2 separate regions of the Homo sapiens genome follow, and region 2 is linked to region 1. A link is a loop called in an ENCODE intact Hi-C map of the cell type or tissue named here. Cell type or tissue: MCF 10A. All regions are shown on one strand. Links, peaks and the distances in the headings refer to the core of each region. The heading gives the core; the rest is flanking DNA. Region 1 has its middle 52 kb from the start of POU4F2. Region 2 overlaps TTC29 (tetratricopeptide repeat domain 29).

Region 1 (9,878 bases), core at 1,271-9,270:
CCCAAAGTGCTGGGATTACAGGTATGAGCCAATGTGCCTGGCAGGGTTTTATTTTTAAAGACAAAAATGATCCAGTCAGAGAGGAAACTATGATACAGAAAAGACACACAACTTCCAGAAAGATGCTCTTAGAAGACAAGATCCATTTTACACGTGGAATTCTCTTTAGATAGGAACAGAGATTATCTATTCAATGTGACAGAAGGGAAGACAGGATGCGGGGCATAGAGGAAAGTGTGTGTGTTTGGTGGTGGAAGCATGAGGAAGTTCTAATTATCTCTATTTTCTTAGTAAAATGAAGAGCAAAGTCGTTATAGTGAGAATAAAGAGAATTAGAGAGAATAAATGGCAAGATGCTGTAGGTTCGAAGAGAAAAGAAGGGTATAAAATAGTTGTCTCGGAGAATAAGAGATGAAAGTGATTATTCAAAGGCAGTGAAATTCCCTGGCAATAATGAAGGCCCACTTGAGGGTGACAATCAGGAATCAAAGTAAATCTGTTAGCATAACTTTTTTTGCAGCCATTTCCAACAGATCAGAAGCAGGAAGGAGTAGGTGGAAGTTGGGATTTAACTAAGAAGAAGTAAATTTGATGGTGGAAGAGAAGGACAAGGGAATTGGGATTATATAAGGTAATGGTTATCATGTTGAACTGTTGAATCTTAATTGAGGATAGAGGTAAATGCAGATATGAGGAAGTGAGAAATAGATGCTAAGGTCAATAGATATATGTTTCTTGTGTGGCTTGAAAATGATCAGAATGAGATGGAGACTTGGAAAGTAGTGGTGGGAGTATATGACATCTGAAATTGACATGAAAGGGGGTGCAGTTATTGATACTCGTAAGGTTTAGAGTGCAACCATAAGAACAGGTAGCTGGAGTGATGTGGAGGACAAGATGATGGCAGGAGAGAGCACCAAGAGCCTGAGGGGCTAGATTATTGTAAGGATCTTTTCAATGATATTGAAATCACCAAGAATTAGGAGAAAACTGCTGTTGGGGAGATGACAGTGGGTAAGGCATGAGAATCTTCAAGGAATAATGCGAAGTGACTATGAAGTCTGTAGATGATTGGACATATGGAGCAGTGAGGTGACCCATGGCTGAACTTCAGAGGAAGCAAGGATGTGTTTAGGGAGAAGGAAAGGAGGATAAGCTGAAATTGGCAGTGACTATTCATAGCTGCAGAAAGATCAGGTTTCATTTAGAATAAAGAGACGAAGGTGATGTAGAGACTACTTCAAGGATATAGGAAATTTTGCTAATGACCCACAGTGAACTCCAAGGAACAGGGTGGAAGAGTGTATTGTGGGAAAGGGTGTGAGATTGGGTCATATAAAGAAATGAACAGAGCTATACAAGAATGTGGTTTACAACGATGAGTGGTGAATTGGGGCTTCTTTTGGTGACTGAGATGGCCTGAGTGTATATAGTTTTCACTTGCTGAAAAATTTCCAAGATAATTTATTGAGTTTTGATTATAGAATAAATAGGAGAACATGGCTTGTGAATATGCTCAAGCGGTTTTAGTAGTTTATCACCATGACCAGTAGATGGTATTGTTGGCCCAAGATAGTTTGGTTGCTGTTTGCTGTTCAGCACAGAGTGGAAAAGGGAAGGAAAGGAGGTTACAGATGGACTATGAGAGAAGGCAGTGTGTCTTCCACTTGGTAAAATGTAAAGTATACTGGTAGATTTAGGAGATATCCTTATCTGAACTAGTCACTGTTACACAAAATTAATGTTTGATAGAATGGACAAACAAGCACAAATTCTTGGAAAGGACTGGGAGTTTTAACAAATCTTGAGCGTAGAGTTATAGAAATATATAAAGTGCAAATAATGGGTTTTAAAAGCACATAGATATATCTAAAAGAAAAAAAATCAGTAAGTCAAAGAGATATCTGTACTCCCATGTTAATTGCAGCACTATTCACAATAGCCAAGGTATGGAATCGGCCAGGTACAGTGGCTCACGCCTGTAATCCCAGCACTTTGGGAGGCCGAGGTGGGCAGATCACAAGGTCAGGAGATCAAGACCATCCTGGCTAACATGGTGAAACCCCATCTCTATTAAAAATACAAAAAAATTAGCTGGGTGTGGTGGCACGCCCCTGTAGTCCCAGCTACTTGGGAGGCTGAGGCAGGAGGATGGCGTGAACCCGGGAGGCGGAGCTTACAGTGAGCCAAGATCACGCCACTGCACTCCAGCCTGGGCAGCAGAGCAAGACTCCATCTCAGAAAAAAAAAAAAAAATATGGAATCAACCTAACTGTGAATCAACGGATGAATGGATAAAGAAACTGTGATATATATACACAGTAGAATACTATTCAGCCATAAAAAAGAATGAAATCCTGTCATTTGCAGTAACATGGATGAACTTGGAGGACATTGTGTTAAGTGAAATAAGCCAGGCACAGAAAGACAACTATCTCATGTTCTCATTCATTCATAGGAACTTAAAAAACATAGATCTCATGGAGATAGATAGTAGAATGGCAGTTATCAGAGTTGGGGAAGGGTAAGTGGTAGGATGAGGATGGAGAAAGGTTGGTAAATGTGTACAAAAATACAGTTAGATAGAAGAAATATATTCTAGTGTTCAACAGCACAGTAAGGTGACTAGAGTTAATAATACTTTGTATATTTCAAAATAGCTAGACCAGAAGATTTGGAATGTTTCCAATGTAAAGAAATGATAAATGTTTGAGGTGATGGATATCCCAATTACTTGATTTGATCATTACACATCGTATGCATGTATCAAGATGTCATATGTATCCCATAAAGTGTACACTTATTGTGTATCATAAAAAACACACACAGAGAAACAGAAGAAAACTACAAGAACTTGCAACTCACTTGAGACAGTTCAGGATGCCGAGCCAATGAGATTTCTCGTTTTGCCTCTGGGACAACCATGTGTACTAATTCTGGGAGGCAAATGCATGAGGAGTCACTGGCTAAATTCTGATATTGATCTGGAAGCACATACTCTGAAAAAGGCAAATTTGGTTTTTGCTATAAAAACAAACAAGCACATAAAAACCTACACCCTCTCTTCTCCTGCTTGCTTTGGGAATTCAGAACACAGAGCTTAGAAAGCCAGAGACACTGTGACTTCCTTTTCAGAAAAAGGAGAGGCTGAAAGAGGCTGATGCTGGGCAGAGTCTATGAGCTTTGCATATTCATATCCCTCAGTTGTTCAGCATTAGAAAATTCAGGTAATGAACATGTGAACACTCCAGCAGCCTTTGTATGGCTTGGGGGTTTTCTAGTCTCATGTTCTCTGTATAGAATTGACTGTGTCAAATCAGGAGGTCCCTACCCGCACCCCCAAATTGAATCAGCACTTGTACATTGAAGTTTTTAACATCACCCACAAGATTTTTAAGGGCTTGTCAAAAGAATCTTCATAGTCTCTAGCCATGAATAAAAATGAATTCAGATATCATCCCTATCTCATATTTTATTTCATGGGATTAATTTAATTCATTGAGTTAAATAATATGGGCTGTTAAGTAGTTGCTGGTAATAAGTAGAAATTTTTTAATTTTTTAGGAAAACATACCAACTCTATTCTGGCATACTACTTTTATATAAATGGTTGAAACTTTTTCTTAATGTTAGCACAGTTACACCTTGATTAAGCAATCCTCTAGGGTAGGGATGTTCAATCTTTTGGCTTCCCTGGGCCATGTTGGAAGAACAAGAATTGTCTTGGGCTACACGCAAAATACACTAATGCTAATGATAGCTGATGAGCTAAAAAAAAAAAAAAAGTGGCAAAAAAAAATCTCAAAATGTTTTAAGAAAGCTTACGAATTTGTGTTGAACTGCGCTCAAAGCTGTCCTGGGCCACATGTGGCCTCTGGGCCACAGGTTGGACAAGCTTGATCTAGGGTAAAAAATGAAATCAGACACATTAAGAAAAAAAAATCTGCAACTATCACGTCAAGTTGATCTGTTTGGTATTTATTTGACAATTAAAAGTACTATATGATTATCTCTGCCCACATCTCCTATCAGGCTAAATACAGTTGAAAGTTAATACTAGCCCCGGAAAAACTTGATGTTTTTAAAGTTTCTTTTGGACATATTGCCCTGGCTAAATATCTGCGTGCCAGGTTATTATTTTAAAATTTGTAAATGATTCAAAGGCTAGAGTTTATAAGCTTAACCTGAGAAATTTTCTGGCGAGAATTGCTATTTCTTATCTTCATTGAGAATCAAAAAAAAAAAAAAAAGACCAGAAATCTCTACTTCTTCAGCTATTGGGGTAGACAGTAGGCCTTGGAGGGTGATTCACTCTAGAGTAATGAATGACGGAAATCTTTAGCATTCTGTTATAATAAGACTTTTTCTCTCTGAGCAACTTACTGCTTTCAAAGGCTGCTTTTAGGTGACAGTGGCTCCCACTGCCAACCAAAGGCACCCCTAATTCTTAGCAGCTGTTCCTGTCAACAGCTTCTGTTTGGGAGCCACTCAGAGCAGTGTTTATCACAGCGTGCAAAATCATCTGTGGTACTTATGAAAAATTCCTGGACCTCACCCCAAACCTAATGAATCAGAATCTCTAGGGTAGGCTGTAAATCTGCGTTTCACAAGTTCAGAGTTGAGTTCTGCTTGCATCTCTTATTGTCTGCTAGTGTGTAGCTGTGCTCCTAAAAGAGCTTTTAAACAGAACTACTTTAAATGTTCATAGAGTTGCACCAGAACAGGAGAACAGCATGAAATCCCATTATGTCGCAATCCTAGCTATTTGTTTGAGAAATCAGGGACAGGCTCAGCAGAGACATTTTTTTGGTGAGCAAGTGTGTCTTTTACTGCTTCCTCAAAAACCCTATCCACAACCCTCTTTATCCCTCTTATTCTCAGCATGTTACCTTACATCCTACCTCATCAAGAAAATAGAAGTGATCATCAGTAGTGCTTCTCTATGATCACTGAATTTCTGGATTTCCTGAAAATCTTTCCTGGCATCCATTTTTTCAATAATTGTGTGAGCTTCTAACTCCTTGGAATAATTCATTTTTGCTTGAAATTTCTGTATTATTTTGACTTATACAGGCTGCTTCCAATTCTTTTATTAAAATGATAAAAAACAATTTAAATAATCAATCTAGACTTGATGTCCAAAAATGTCTTTTCCAGAAACACATATTTGTTACTTGACACATTAATTGTATACATACGTAACAAGCATCTTAGTCTAAACATAGTCAAAATTGAGCTCCTGATTTTTCCTCCCAAGTCACCTTCTCCTGCAACCTTCACCAGCTCAATTTAAGACATCACCTTTCTCCACTTGCTCAGGCCAATCACTTTGGTGGCATCTTTAACTCCCTTACTTTTCTCATAACCCACATTCAGTGTATCTGCAAAACCTGGCAGTTCTACCTTTAAAATATATCTAGAAGGAGACCACTTCTCACCATCTGCTCTACTCCTTCTCTGGCCCAAGCCACTCAGCTATCATCTAGATTAGTGTACTAGCCTTGCTCTCTTCTGCCCACACCCTCTGCAGTCTATTCTCAGCGCAATAGCCAGAGTCATCCTGAAAAACTTAAGGCAAGTAATGTCATTTATCTTCTCAAAACCTTCCAGTGGCTTCTTCCTTACTAAGGGTAAAAGAAAAGCTGCTAACTCTTGCCTTTAAGATCCTATATGATCTGGCCTCTTTACCTCCCTAACTTTCATCACTTTTCACTCTCTCTCTTGTTCTCTCTGCACCAGTCACACTGGCTTCCTTCCTAGTCCTAGAACATGCAATTTATGCTGACAACTTCTTTGCTTCCTCATTTTGCTATCCTCCCTTTCCTTCAAAAAGTGTCTTCTCTTTGAGGCATTGCCTGGCCACATTACTTGAAATTCCAGTTTCTTCAACCCCTGATATCTTATATATGCCTTCTTTACTTTTTCTTTTCAGCACTTGAGACTATCCTCCATTCCATATATTTTAATTATTTGCATATTTATTCAATCTCCCCTTCCAGAAGATCCAGGAACACAAGATATTTTTTTCGTTTAATATTATGCCCCCAGCACCTAGGATAATGTCTGGCATATAGTAGGTGCTCAACATGTATTTGGTAGGTATTAAGTGATTCTTTTGGAAATGTTAACAGAGATAATTTCTATTGAAGTTGGTGCTGGTTTCTGGGGAAAACATCATGAAAGTAAGAGTATAAAAGTATTTCCTGCATTTACAGCATTTGGATGATTTACTTCAATCAAGAAATATTTAGTGAGGGCTAGGGTTGGTTCCAAGTCTTTGCTATTGTGAATAGTGCCGCAATAAACATACATGTGCATGTGTCTTTAGAGCAGCATGATTTATAATCCTTTCGGTATATACCCAGTAATGGGATGGCTAGGTCAAATGGTATTTCTAGTTCTAGATCTTTGAGGAATCACCACACTGTCTTCCACAATGGTTGAACTAGTTTACAGTCCCACCAACAGTGTAAAAGTGTTCCTATTTCTCCACATCCTCTCCAGCACCTGTTGTTTCCTGACTTTTTAATGATCACCATTCTAACTGGTATGAGATGGTATCCCATTGTGGTTTTGATTTGCATTTCTCTGATGGCCAGTGCTGATGAACATTTTTTCATGTGTCTGTTGGCTGCATAAATGTCTTCTTTTGAGAAGCGTCTGTTCATATCCTTCACCCACTTGTTGATGGGGTTGTTTTTTTCTGGTAAATTTGTTTGAGTTCTTTGTAGATTCTGGATATTAGTCCTTTGTCAGATGAGTAGATTGCAAACGTTTTTTCCCATTCTGTAGGTTGCCTGTTCACTCTGATGGTAGTTTCTTTTGCTGTGCAGAAGCTCTTTAGTTTAATTAGATCCCATTTGTCAATTTTGTCTTTTGTTGCCATTGCCTTTAGTGTTTTAGACATGAAGTCCTTGCCCATGCCTATGTCCTGAATGGTATTGCCTAGGTTTTCTTCTAGGGTTTTTATGGTTTTAGGAACTTAAAGTATAATAAAAATAAATAAATAAATAAAAAGAATTGAAAGGGGGAAAAAAGAGAGAATGTCAAAAGACAGAGGGAAGGGGGGATTACAAAGAGCTGCTCCTACTGCATTCTTTTTATATTAATGGTTAGTGAATACCAGTGTTAGACGTTCACATCACAGTACAAATAAGATGATTTGATTTTAATTTTTAGACAAAAGTAGTCTTTCTGCATTCTAGGTCATGCTGATAAAACCTTTTTTGAAAACCAAACTATTCATATAGTCTGTACCAAGCCTTACCTATACATGCAGCTAGAAAATACCTAGAGGACTTTATTCGTTAACAAATTATCACACATGCATGCTGCTCAGAGAGTATGTTTAAGATAGTGGTTAAAAGCACAGGCTCTGAAGCCATACTGCCTGAGTTTGTTTCCTTTCTGTGCCACTTTTCTATCTCTGTAACTCTTGTCAACTTGCCACTCTCTCTGTACTTCCATTCCTTCACCTGAGAACTGATAAGAGTAGGACTTACTACATAGGATGTTGTGAGGATGTTGTAAAGCATTTATTATTTGGTTCTATATTCAGTCTATTCTGATAACTAAGCAGTTGGGAGCAGAAATGAAAGACTTTAATTTCTAGGAGTTTTATCTCTGAAATTCTATCTCCTCTAACCTGGAAGAGCTTCTATTCTCTGCCCCTATGGCACCCTGTGCCACCCCCACCATAGCATATGTTACTGTGCAGTATCTATTGCCTCTCCCACCTACATTAAACTGTAAGCTTCATGAGGACAAAATGTGTGTCTATTTTATAATCATTATTGCTTCAATGCCTAGCATATAGGTTGTACTCGGTAAATATTTATTGGATGAATGTTAAATAAAATGTATTAAAAGAAATATCACAAATAAAAAAAGAAATATTTAGTGAGGGCATGGGTTGCTGGGATATAGAGTGATGAATAGATAAAATCATGCTTTCATAAAGCTAAATGTTAGGGTGAAATTAGAATTTTGGTTCTAGTGGAAGGAGCTAATGATAAATAAATAAAGAAAGTATATAATGCATCACATGAGGGTAAGTGCTGTGGGGAAAAAAAGGAAAAAGGGGAAGTTAGTCATGGCGTAGATGTGCAATTTTAAATTGAGGACTGGGGAAGGCCTCTCAGAGGAGGTGATAGTTGAATAGAGACCTAAGTGAAGTGAGGGAGGGAACCAAGTGGATATTTGCAGGGGGAAATGTTCCAGACAGAGAAACTGTGAATACAGAGGCCCTGAGGCAAGAGTATGCCTGGGGTATGGGAGGAGCCATAACAGGGCTAGGGAGGCTAGACCATAGTGAGCCTGGGGTGGAGGGGGAGGGGTCACAGGGAAGGCCAAGGGGTATCTGGGGCTCAGGTCAGTTGAGTTCTTGCAGACCAGGGTAAAGCTTTTGGAAAAAGTGAGCTGGAGGGCCATTGGAGGGTTTCAAGCAGAAGAGAGTGATGATCCGGCTTGCATTCTGGAAAGATCACTCAGGCTTCTAGGTGGACAATAGGCTGGGAAAGCCGAGGACAGCAGAGCAGCAGTCAAGTTAGTTAGGAAGCCAATGGCTGTCATCTTTGATGGAGCTGATGGTATCTGAGGAAGTGGTACAAAGCAATAAGGTTTTGCAAATGTTTTGAAGGTGGAGCCAATGGAATTTAAGATTAGATGTGGAATGTGATGGAAAGCACTTAAGACAACTCCAATATTTTGGGCCTGACTAGCTAGGAGACTGGAGTTACCACTTTGTAAGAAAGGGCAGGTTTTGGTGGGAGGGGCATCGCTCAAATAAATAAATTGTTACTTTTTAGATGTTAAGTTTGAGATTCTATTAGACATCCAAGTGAAGAGTTTCAGTGTCCAGTTGGGTATGTAAGTCTGGAGCCTGGGTGAGAGACAGGGACTGAAGATACAAATTTGGGGGGCCTCAGTAGATAGCATTTAAAGCCATAAGGTTGGATGACGTTTTCAGAGAATAAATGGCAAAGATAGCTGAAGAGATTTCAAAGAGGTAGTTAAGGCCCTCAAACTCACCTTCCTGGAAGAATTAGCTCAGTGATATTAAGATGACTGGAGAGGTTGACAATGAACCAAGAGCAAAAATCTTTAAGGATTGATGAAGAGTGATCTGGGAGTCCTTGGTGACTGCAACAGGGATGTGTGATGGGTAGAATTCACAAAGGCATGAGATTTGAAGGAGTTGAGAGGTTTGGGGAAGAGGCAAAACCATGGCCTGGAAGTGGCAAGGAAGGGCACAGAGAATAGCTACGACTTCTGGGCCCAGTTTTAGGAGACAAAAAGATTCACCACCTGAGGGAACTGTAGGGAAAGTAGTGTCCTCAGGGGAGAGCCAGGTTAGAGTTCCAGCAAGATGAGATTAAGGCTATGGGGGATTTTTGTTGATGACAGATGTGAGTTCCAGAGGGAACAGAGACAGGAACACTGCTGGCAGGAGGGAGAAAGATCAGGTCAGATTATTACGGGGTTAACAGAGCCATATGGGGCTGAGTGTTGGAGTGAAGAGGCCTCATCTGGCCTTCTTGAGGCTGCTGAAGTAAACAGGGATGGAGAATACGAAGGGATTAACTCTGGTAGATTCTTGGGCTGACAAAGGTGAAGAGGCTGTGAATCACTGCAGAGGGAAGTCAGGGTTCGTGCCTATAGCAGACAGAGCTTTGTGGGCTCATGGTTCAGTCATTCTGATGATGGTTTGAAGCTAATGCACACACGATGGCACCAGGGACCTGGCCTCTAGTTGCTTTCACATAGTCAATTCATACAATGGGCCCTCAGTTAGTAATGGCAGAGGAAGTTCTTCATGGCCTTCCATCCGCATGGACAAAATAGTTTCTTCCATCTAAAAGGATAAGGTGACAGATGTT
Region 2 (9,878 bases), core at 1,185-9,184, 330 kb after region 1:
TCTGGCCATAGCAAGGAGATGTATCCTAATGACTGCTCATGGGCTGCCCACTGGGGACTGAAGGAAGACACAGCTAAAACTGAAATGAGCATACTGGGGAGCTCCTGAAGGGTTCAGGTCAGCATATTTCCAGAGCTCATAGAACAAAGACGGATCAAGTACATCAGAGATGGACACATGTAAAGGACTTCATAAGCTAGGAATGCATTCAGCTATAAGTAAAAGAAACTTGTCTCACAGTGCTGTGAAAAATGGAGGTTTCTAATTTTCTTGCCTAAAGGCAGGCAGCTGAGGGCCTTGGTTCAGTAGCCTGGCAAGTTCAAGACCATGTCTCTGGGGTTATCTTGACTTTCCCTCCTTCTGGTCCCTTACTGGTTGCTACAGGGCTGCTACAGCTTCAGACATTAGGTCTACTTTCAAGACAGGAAGAAAAGGGAAAGTGGGTTGGCACTGGCATCCCTTATTTTAGGGAAAAATGAAACATTCCTGCAACCACTAGCGGATTTCCACTTGTTTATTGGCCAGAACCCTGTCACAGCCCCACTCCTCACCTTGGTGCAAGGAGTCTGGAAAAACAAATACCCTGCCTGCTCTTGGGCATGTTGCTGCCCCCAAGCAAAACTAGAGCTATGTCTGCAAAGATGGAGGAAGGAATGGATACTGGCCAGACAAATGCAGTGACAATTACAAAGTCCTAGAAGTCAGAGGTGTCCAGTCTTTTGGCTTCTCTGGGCCACATTGGAAGAAGAATTGCCTTGGGCCACACATAAAATTCACTAACACTAACAATAGCTGATAAGCTAAAAAAAAAATCACAAAAAAATCTCATAGCCTTTTTAAGAAAGTTTATGAATTTGTGTTGGGCCACATTCAAAGCCATCCTGGGCCGCATGTGGCCCACGGGCACTGGGTTGGACAAGCTTGTTCCAGGTCAAGATCTGAAAATAAATGTTGTTACCCCAGGGGGTTACCAGATAAAATGTAGGATGCCCAGGTACATTTTAACATCAGATAAACAATGAATGATTTTTTTATTAGCAGTATTCCCCAAATATTGCACAGAACATACTTATTCTAAAAAAAAATTTCTTGTTTTTGAAACTCAGACTGAACTGTATGGTCTGTATTTCTATTTGCTAAATCTAGTAACTCTACTCCCCTGAAGCCCCGAGTAGTGCGCTGCTGTTTCCGTGTAGGAAAATAGGGTGAGGGGAAGAAGTTTTAGAATCTTGAACAACCTGAGAAACTGCCGAATTGGACTGACTTTACCTGAGAGTGACAAGATTGGATTTTTACACTAGGGAGGATCAAGGCTCAGGGCCAGGAATTAAAATTAAGTTATAAAAAAATAAAGACTTTCAATTTAGCATTCTCGAGTCTGTGAGTCAGAAATTCACACCTGATCCAAGAGAAGGGAGGGGAGGAGGGTAAAACCGGGAGCAGGAAGAACAGATGGGAGACTGGTGGTTGTGGAAAGGAGAGGTGCTGGGGGTGGAACCAGGGTAAAGCTGGAAGGATAGAGAGAAGTAGGTGATTTCAAAACATTTTAAGGAGACAAAAATATGGGTTACTTGGTGATTCAAAGGATATCAAGGGTGAAGGAAAGGGAGGAGCAAGGATAACAACCAGGTTTTGGGATTGGGTAATGGGTAATTAGTAATTTGCTGAAGAGGGGAACACGAAAGGATGAACAGGTTTGGGGAAAGATAATGAGTTAAGGTTCAGATAACTGGAGTTTCAGGAGCCTGAGGGGACCTCCACGTGTTACCCTAGAAGGCAGTTTGGGGGGTGACATAGGAGGCCTGAGAGGACAAGGGGTTGTAATCTTGCTCACACAAGCAATGCCACCTTTGTATGTGTATGCACTGGCGGCCAGCCGATCTTCCTAGGAGTGAAGAAAACATTTGGGGGCCAAAATGAAGAAAATTATAAATAGATAAAAATTAAAATTGACCATAAATGATACAAATAAATGCTAGATAGGGCAGTTAGAAGGCTGTCTCAGTTCTAATCACAACAGGGTCAGAAATCCAGAAAAATCACTCTGGGCCTCATTTTCCCCACCTGGAAGATGAAGGTGCTTTTGCTGGATTTGGTCCACCCAGCATCTAGCTCCACGTCCACAGGAGGCACATTCTAAAAGTATTTCAGAAATAACCAATCCCACGTTGTGTGTAGTCTTGGTGGCATGGAAATTCAGGGACTCCCTAGCCAAGGAGTGGGTTATTGACCCAAATTAGGCCAACTGGTCTCTCTCCCAAAATTCTGAAACCAGAGGCAAGCAACATAAAGGTGTAGGAGGTTGCTGGTGCTCAATCAATCTGGAAGAATCTTGACAAGATTCTCTCGTAGTTCCTGCTAACTACGTCCATTTGAGAGGGCTGGGTCTGGTCTTTTTCTTCTGATCTGGGTTCTCCTCTAAATTCCACCATAACCTTTCAATAAAATCATTTCCACTTGATTTAGTCAGAATCCATTTCTGCTGTCTGTGACCAAAGAACACTAAGTGATTCAGAAGGGGTTGGACAATCATTTCCACAATGCCTTTCAGCTTCAAACATCTGTGATATATAACTGATATCAATTTTTAAAATTTCTAGTACATTTTTAAAAAAGATCATTCTTTACAGATGATGTTACAAATAGAAATGTATTTAAATATGCATATAGAACTATGCTGGTATCATCTCTATTTTTTACACACATGCGCACATACCTATGCATACAAATATGCTACTGTTTAAGCCTCATTGCTAATATTTGAGAGCAAGAAAAGACAATTATAGTGGTTTAATAAATAGGTTCCTATCTAAACCTTCATAGTTATTGCAAATTATTTCTTTTAACCAGAAAATCTTCTTTTATTAAAATAAATCGGCTATCTAAAAAAAAGGAATGTCAATCTCTACCATTAGATTTGAATTTCTCAGGTTTTAAATTTCATAACAGAGAACCATAGCCCAAGTTCACTTGCTGTATGAAAGAGAATTGTTTTAAACACAAATAGAAATATAAACAAAACTCAGATTTATTCGCTTAATCATTATTTCATTTGGCCATAAACTTTTTAGGCTTTGGTTTCATTTACACATTAAAAAACTTTTATGAATATTAGTCTAAATTAACAGATGCTGTTTTTAAGCATCAGAAAAAGAAAAATCTTCTTGAACTGATGCCATGATACTGGATGAAAATAGAGAATGCTGGTAAAATTTATGGAGAGATTTAATATTAGGAAATATGAGGAGAGTTCATCTGACAGGAAAAAAACGTGCCATTCACAGAAGCAAAAGTTGTCACATTCGTGGACATGCTGAATGTATCCTGAGGAAGATCTTTGCCACTGCAGATACTTGGGGCTGCAACGAGATAAGGGATGCAGCTTGAGAATGCATTTGAGAATGAAATTAAGTAGTCAAGCATTTCATATGGGTTTTATTGCCATTTAAGGGCATTATTCATTCAATGGAGATGTTGTTAATTGTTTTGAATTCACATCAACATCTCCCTAAAAAAATGCAGAGATTTAAAAAATCTAGAGACTGACAGAAAGCAGAGCTGAACAATATGGCATAACTCCACAGCAGGTGAATATATAGAGATGCTGGGAAATGGAGAATTTACTGCTAAACAGCCATGGAGATATTATAGTGTTTTAAAATTCTGCCTTAAACTATTTTGAATAGCTACTATTTATAGAACACCCACAATGTGTCAGGCACTGTGTAGACATCATTTCTAACTGGCACAATAACTGTATAAAGAACTACTTCAATTTTTACAAATTAAAAAACCTGTCTTCAGTGAGGTTGTGAATTGCCCAAAGCCATACAAGTTATTAATAGTAAATGGCAGAGTTGGAATTCACACCCAGCTCCCTCTGGTTGCAAATTCTGAATTCTTCCCATTTCCCTACATTGCCTCCTATTATATCATGTATTGTTGCTTTTTCTTCTTCTCCTCCTCCACACAATGTTTTATTTATTGCATTGATTAGGAATTTGATGTTATTTGACAATTATGATGCAATCTTTCAATTGGTAAGCCATTCTCTTTATCCATGGCAATCCATGTTTAGGTTGGGTTGGAGACAGAGATCAGTATCATTTTGTGACTCCCCCAGAAAATCCTTCTCTTTAAAAGGAGAGAGCAGACAGCCAGCAGCATCCAGGAAGAGCAAATTAAATGGATATGGTTCCCACTCAAGGGTGTAAACTCTAACGGGAAAAACACTGACAAAGACAAACATTTAAAAGGATAAAAAGCATATACTTCTATAAATATAAAAAAGATGAATAGATGCAATGAATAGAAATTACAATTTATTTTACTTTCTCTGCACCTAAACTAATAAATCTAACAAGTAATATAAAACCACCTAAGTAGGTCTTTGTATAAGTTATTAGGTGAATTTTTAAAATCAAAGGCATTATTGTATATTCAATTATATGACTGATATATTTAACATATTTTTTTCATAGGATAAACTGAATTATGGAATCAAGATGAAGCTTTACAGTCAGTGAAATATTTCAAAAGCGGTTCAATAAAAAAACCGTACTTTAAAACAAGATCATAAAATTTTCATTTAATCTGACAAAGATAAAATCAAAAGATATGTAACATCTAATCAAAAGTCAGGATAATACTTTTATTTCATTAAGTTAATATTTATAAGTCACGAGTGGGTTATCCATGTGTCAGTTATAACAGTTTTACATTCATATGGTAGGGATAAATGTTACTGGAATCACCTACGGGATAATTACATTGACTTAAATTAATACTTAAATAGCTTCAGTTAATATAATTTCCTTGGAATAAAGTGAATCACTATTCTTACCTATCTTTTTCGGTGTAGATAGATATTATGTATATCGTAATCAGAATTTAAAAAGTCATTTCTTGACATACACCTACTAACTGATAAAAATTATATGAGTTGTTTATGTTTTATAGTTTTTGGTAAAAATGCTATTTTTTCCCAAAAGCTAAAATAACAATATAGCATTTTCCTAGCCATATAAATGTATAAAGAGAGAGAAGTTAAAAAGACAAAAAATTTGAGAGTGTTTAAAATGACTTTTTACTTTAAAGCCATATAGAATTATAATGAAAACTGAAAGCATTTTTCTTAATGCTTAGGTTGTTCACAATTATTAGTCATAGTATTGATTAGCAATGATTAAGAATTGGGCTACCAACAGCCATATATGTATTTTGTAAGAAAGATTAGTGAGTTAAGATTTTTAGAATTCTTAATTTATTTTCCATGCACTTCAAAATATAGCAAGAAAGAAGTTTCAATATAAAAAGGTCTTTAAATTTACATGATTTCCAATGAGTTGACTGGTCTCTGGGGGCATCTACTGGAAATTTAGCAAACTGCAGTTACATCATGTAAATTTGGTAACTTTCACTATCCATCCTAATACAGATATTATTTTAATTGATATGCAAATAAGTTGACAAAGAAGATAAATGTAAAGTTATGCATGGTATTCTATCTCATCCATCTGGTAACAGCAAAACATGTAGCTGTCTATGAGATCAGTTAACAAATATTCAACTGTTAAAAATGTAAATAGGGCAGGTGGCATACCATAGATTAACAGTTTTCAAAGCATCCAATTCTTATTTTTGGAAAAATTAGAAAAATATTTTATACTTAAACATTCACATATTTAATGAGAAATTTTTATTAATCCAAATAAAATATATATATAAAGCACTTTTAAATTATGATGGATTCTCTAAAACAAATCATTTTGTATCTCATACATCCACCAATCATAAATAATATGACTACTGCTTATTTTCTATATGATTTAATTTAATTATTACATGTTAACATCTCAAAAAGTAGAATTTATTATACTTGGATCAGAAGAATTTTTCATTATAGTCATTACAACTAGAATTCATCATTAAAATGAACATTGTTATTAATGTCCTCTAAACATTTCAGAACCTCCTTAAAGAATATTGAACATATAATGAACACAATACAATCATTTCAATGTATTATAATTTAACATATTTTAATTAAAAAGCTCTTTTTATAATATTATGTTATGACTAATCATATAATTTAAATATCACAGCCATTATAATGATCTTGATTTTTTTGCAGAATTTATAGACCATATTCACTTTGAGAGATTAAAAATATAATTTGAAAGTATAAATATTGTGATATGCTTATATTTTACCATTATATATTTTATATATTGCTGTAAAATTTATATAATTTATATGTAATTTTTATAAAATGCAATTAGATATTATATACATTATATATTATTTATAATATATAATTAGATATTATATAAATTATATATTATATATTTATATAAAATTATGCATTATATAAATTTTATATTATATTACTTATATTAAATTATATGATACACAATTTATATAAAATTATATATAAAAATTATATAAAATTCTCCTTGTAAAGAGTCACATAACATTTTAGCTTCATTCCAAAGAGATTGTCTAATGCAATATATTAATTTATAATTTTTCTAAAAATTTCTTAGAATTGCTATCCAAATAAATGATTTCATCTTTTATTATATGAACTGAAAAAATTAAGCAATATAAAAATATTACCAAAAAGTCAGAATATAAATATTAATATAGCATTCTGTTTCAGTTTTGATTTAGACTCAATTTAGGTAGATAGGCCAATTTAACAATTTTAAATACATAAATAAAATCTGCCCCCCAGAACATTTTATGGAATAGAATTTTTATGTGATTATCAAAACAGTTACGCGTTTACTAATTTGAACTTTAGACGAAACTGTTACATATGCAAGTTTTGCTTTGTATTTTTGGATTTTTTATCTATTAATAATAAAGAAAAGCATAGTCAGAATTTCAACATTTTAAAAGTATATATACAAATTGAAAAATGCTATTTTGAAAAAACTAACCTAAGTTCAACCTTTATTTTTTAAGAAAAAAACTAGTAATAATTAAGGAATAAAGTTTATCCTCTGGCATTTTGTAAATAGTACTATCACTAATATAACTCAACGAATAATAAAAATATCTAAAAATTTGATCAGTAAAGATTCTCTCAATAGCCTGATAAGAATTCATTTCAACATGGGTGATTATATTTTAGAAGTTATGAAATATTTGTGTAGAATGGGACAGAAATTATTTCACAGATTCTATTTTGATAGAACTGATGTTTTGCATTAAAGGCAGTCACTTTTTGTGAGATCAACAAATGTTTATAAACCAAACTATATTTTCATTGATGATTATTAACAAATATCAGAGGAAAGCATGCTTATTTAGCAAATAGTACAGGACTATAATCTTTACAATAACTTTAGATAATTTCCTTAATAACATAAAGGCATTTTTTATGTGCCCACTTGCTCAAAGTTATTTATTCAAGTGATTCCCATTTAATCAAATATTTCAAGTACAGTAATTGTTATCAACCAGGAATGGATAAACTATTCATCAGACAATAGAAAGTATTACCAAAATAGTTACCCACGGTAGCTGTCGCACAGCACTTCAGCATCATTCATTTTCTTTATCGAAAAACCTCAAACATACACATTTTTAAGACTTAAAAAAATACTGTTTGTTTTAGAAACATTTGTTGATCTCACAAAAAGTAACTGCCTTTAATGAAAACTTCTCTAGTAGTCTGGTAAAAAAGGATTGGAAGAAAAGCTCCTTATATGAGGTTAATTACATATGCAATTTTGATAAAAGTCTTATTACTTCCAAACTCCTTTGAGAAATTCAAACTTTATACAAAATAATTTGTGTAGAAAAATTTTAAGCCAAAGATTCCACATGGAAAGATATTAAATGAGTGTTAAAGGAGAATTTTTCAGGGACAGTATTTTCAAGCCAGGATTACAACACGACTCCAAACACCTTTGGCTAACTGCAGCAAATCATATGGATTCTTGTTCTTTTCTTTCAGATTACACTGTACTTCTCTACTATAGAAAAACCAGTTAAACCTAAGCTGAAAAATAAACCCTGGAAATAATCTTAGCTTTTAAATTGAGTTATAATGATACAAAATAAATTCAAATAAGTAATACAATTCTGGTGTATTATGTGTCCTAATATAACAAGAAGAAACATGAGGAAAAGAGGAGGGAAACAAAAAATGAGCTTCATATCACAGGACTACAAAGAGTGGACTAAATATACATGTAAATATCATCATACTCACTCATCAAATGATCATTTTTGTCTAAATTTGTATTTATAATTTCTATTAACAAAAAACTCCATAGAATATGATATTCACTCTGTTGTGTTCTTCTTTTTAAAACCACCCATCTTCACACTGACACTCTGTTTTTTGAAACATAATTCTATGATACCCTCCACATTTTTTGAAATTTTATTGTTTGGAAAACTTTTTCTCAAATAACATCATTTAAAATTTTCTTTTAGTTTTCTACACAGCATTATAAATAAAAGAACTATCAACTTCCCATATACATTCAGGGAAATATCAAACTTTTATTAAAAATGAAAAGCTGGAGAATATAAAGAACAAACTTAGTAAAAACAAGTTGCATTATAAAGAAAACTTCAGCTCACTGCATTTTTTTTTACTAAAGTATGTCATACATTTTATCTTTGCAAGAATTTGACAAGTTTTGCAAGTAAAATTCTGTTTCCTCTACACTTGCTAATAGTCATGAGAATCTGTAGTTTGCACCTTCCCATTAAAAATGTATTGTATTTTTTGAAATTATTCACCCCGCCTTTTATCCAGATCATGTCTTTGAAAGGAGGAAGTAGATAATAAATGGAATAATTCATGATTCCCCATTAAATATGAAACTTTCTTTTGCAGAGTTTAGAAAATGAAGTTCTACATAATGTACAAAAGTTGATTAGAACTTTTTTAACCTTTTCAAGAAAAAACCTTTCATACTAAACAACTACATGAGGAGCTTTCTCTGAGAAAGGTAAAACAATCAATTCTTTACACCTATAGGTTCGTCATATATATTCTAATGTTGCCCCCTCTAAACATATATTTCCCTATAATACTTTAAACATATTAAAAATAATGGCAAGAAAAATAGTATACATTGAGTTGTAAACATGACAAGTTTTTAAGAGAAATATAACGTTTAAAATACAAAGGGAAAAAAATCACATAAATTAAAAATGAAAACAAAACATTATTCATGCTCTTTTCAGTAATGTAATGGAAGATAGTGTAGGGGTAAATAACAAAAACTGCATGTGTATTTCTCTTACTATGGCATGTCTTCTAGTGAAGTAATGATATTTTGTCATGAGAAAAAAGTATATACACTTATAAAACTTATCTTTTACAAATCAATCATTGGTACTCCATTAACTACACTCTCTTGAGCCCCTTTTTTGATAAAATTTTTAAAAAGAAACCAAATGATTCTTAAGATGACTCCAGTTCTATATTTTTAGATATAAATATTCTATATGTCTTGGGTGAGAAATCTGTATGTCTTGGGTGAGAAATTATATATATTCTATATGTCTTGGGTGAGAAATACCTTAAGAGAAATGTCAAGTTCTGACTACTTAAGAGCAGCAGTTGATCTCATTTCTTCTTTGGGTTTTTAAGTTTCTATTATAGAAATAGTTCCTCATTTGACTCAACATATTTTGATTTTCCCCTTATCTAAAAATAAAATTAGAATACATTTCCCTATCAAACTTGAATGCTTAAAAGATAACTACCGAACTGTAAGTCATGTAAATAAATCTTTCATATTATGTGCTCTTTAATTACCGTTGCAAAGTAAGTGTGCGCTGCGCACATGAACAGTGAAGCCAGGAGTTTTCACAGACTATATGTATATGATAAACTTCCAGAACAT

What was found. Hi-C counts contacts between places; a loop is a spot of excess contacts. Peaks named below come from ENCODE experiments on the same cell type or tissue, not always from the same donor. Only the 100,000 strongest peaks of a DNase experiment are listed, where the experiment ranks them.
Region 2: a loop joins it to region 1, with 18 times the contacts of the local background. A loop is called at or near these places in 5 of 110 quality-filtered maps.

What each region holds. Positions count from the first base shown.
Region 1 is chr4:146,581,502-146,591,379 of GRCh38, forward strand. No RefSeq gene overlaps it. Among named protein-coding and RNA genes, the nearest start is that of POU4F2, 52 kb to the right of the region's middle. In MCF 10A, for the core only: a CTCF peak has its summit at 1,554 (motif pointing right); a DNase peak (open chromatin) is centred at 4,740.
Region 2 is chr4:146,911,304-146,921,181 of GRCh38, forward strand. The region is part of intron 4 of TTC29 (tetratricopeptide repeat domain 29); the gene reads right to left. Among named protein-coding and RNA genes, the nearest start is that of TTC29-AS1, 18 kb to the right of the region's middle. In MCF 10A, for the core only: a CTCF peak has its summit at 5,360; a DNase peak (open chromatin) is centred at 5,368.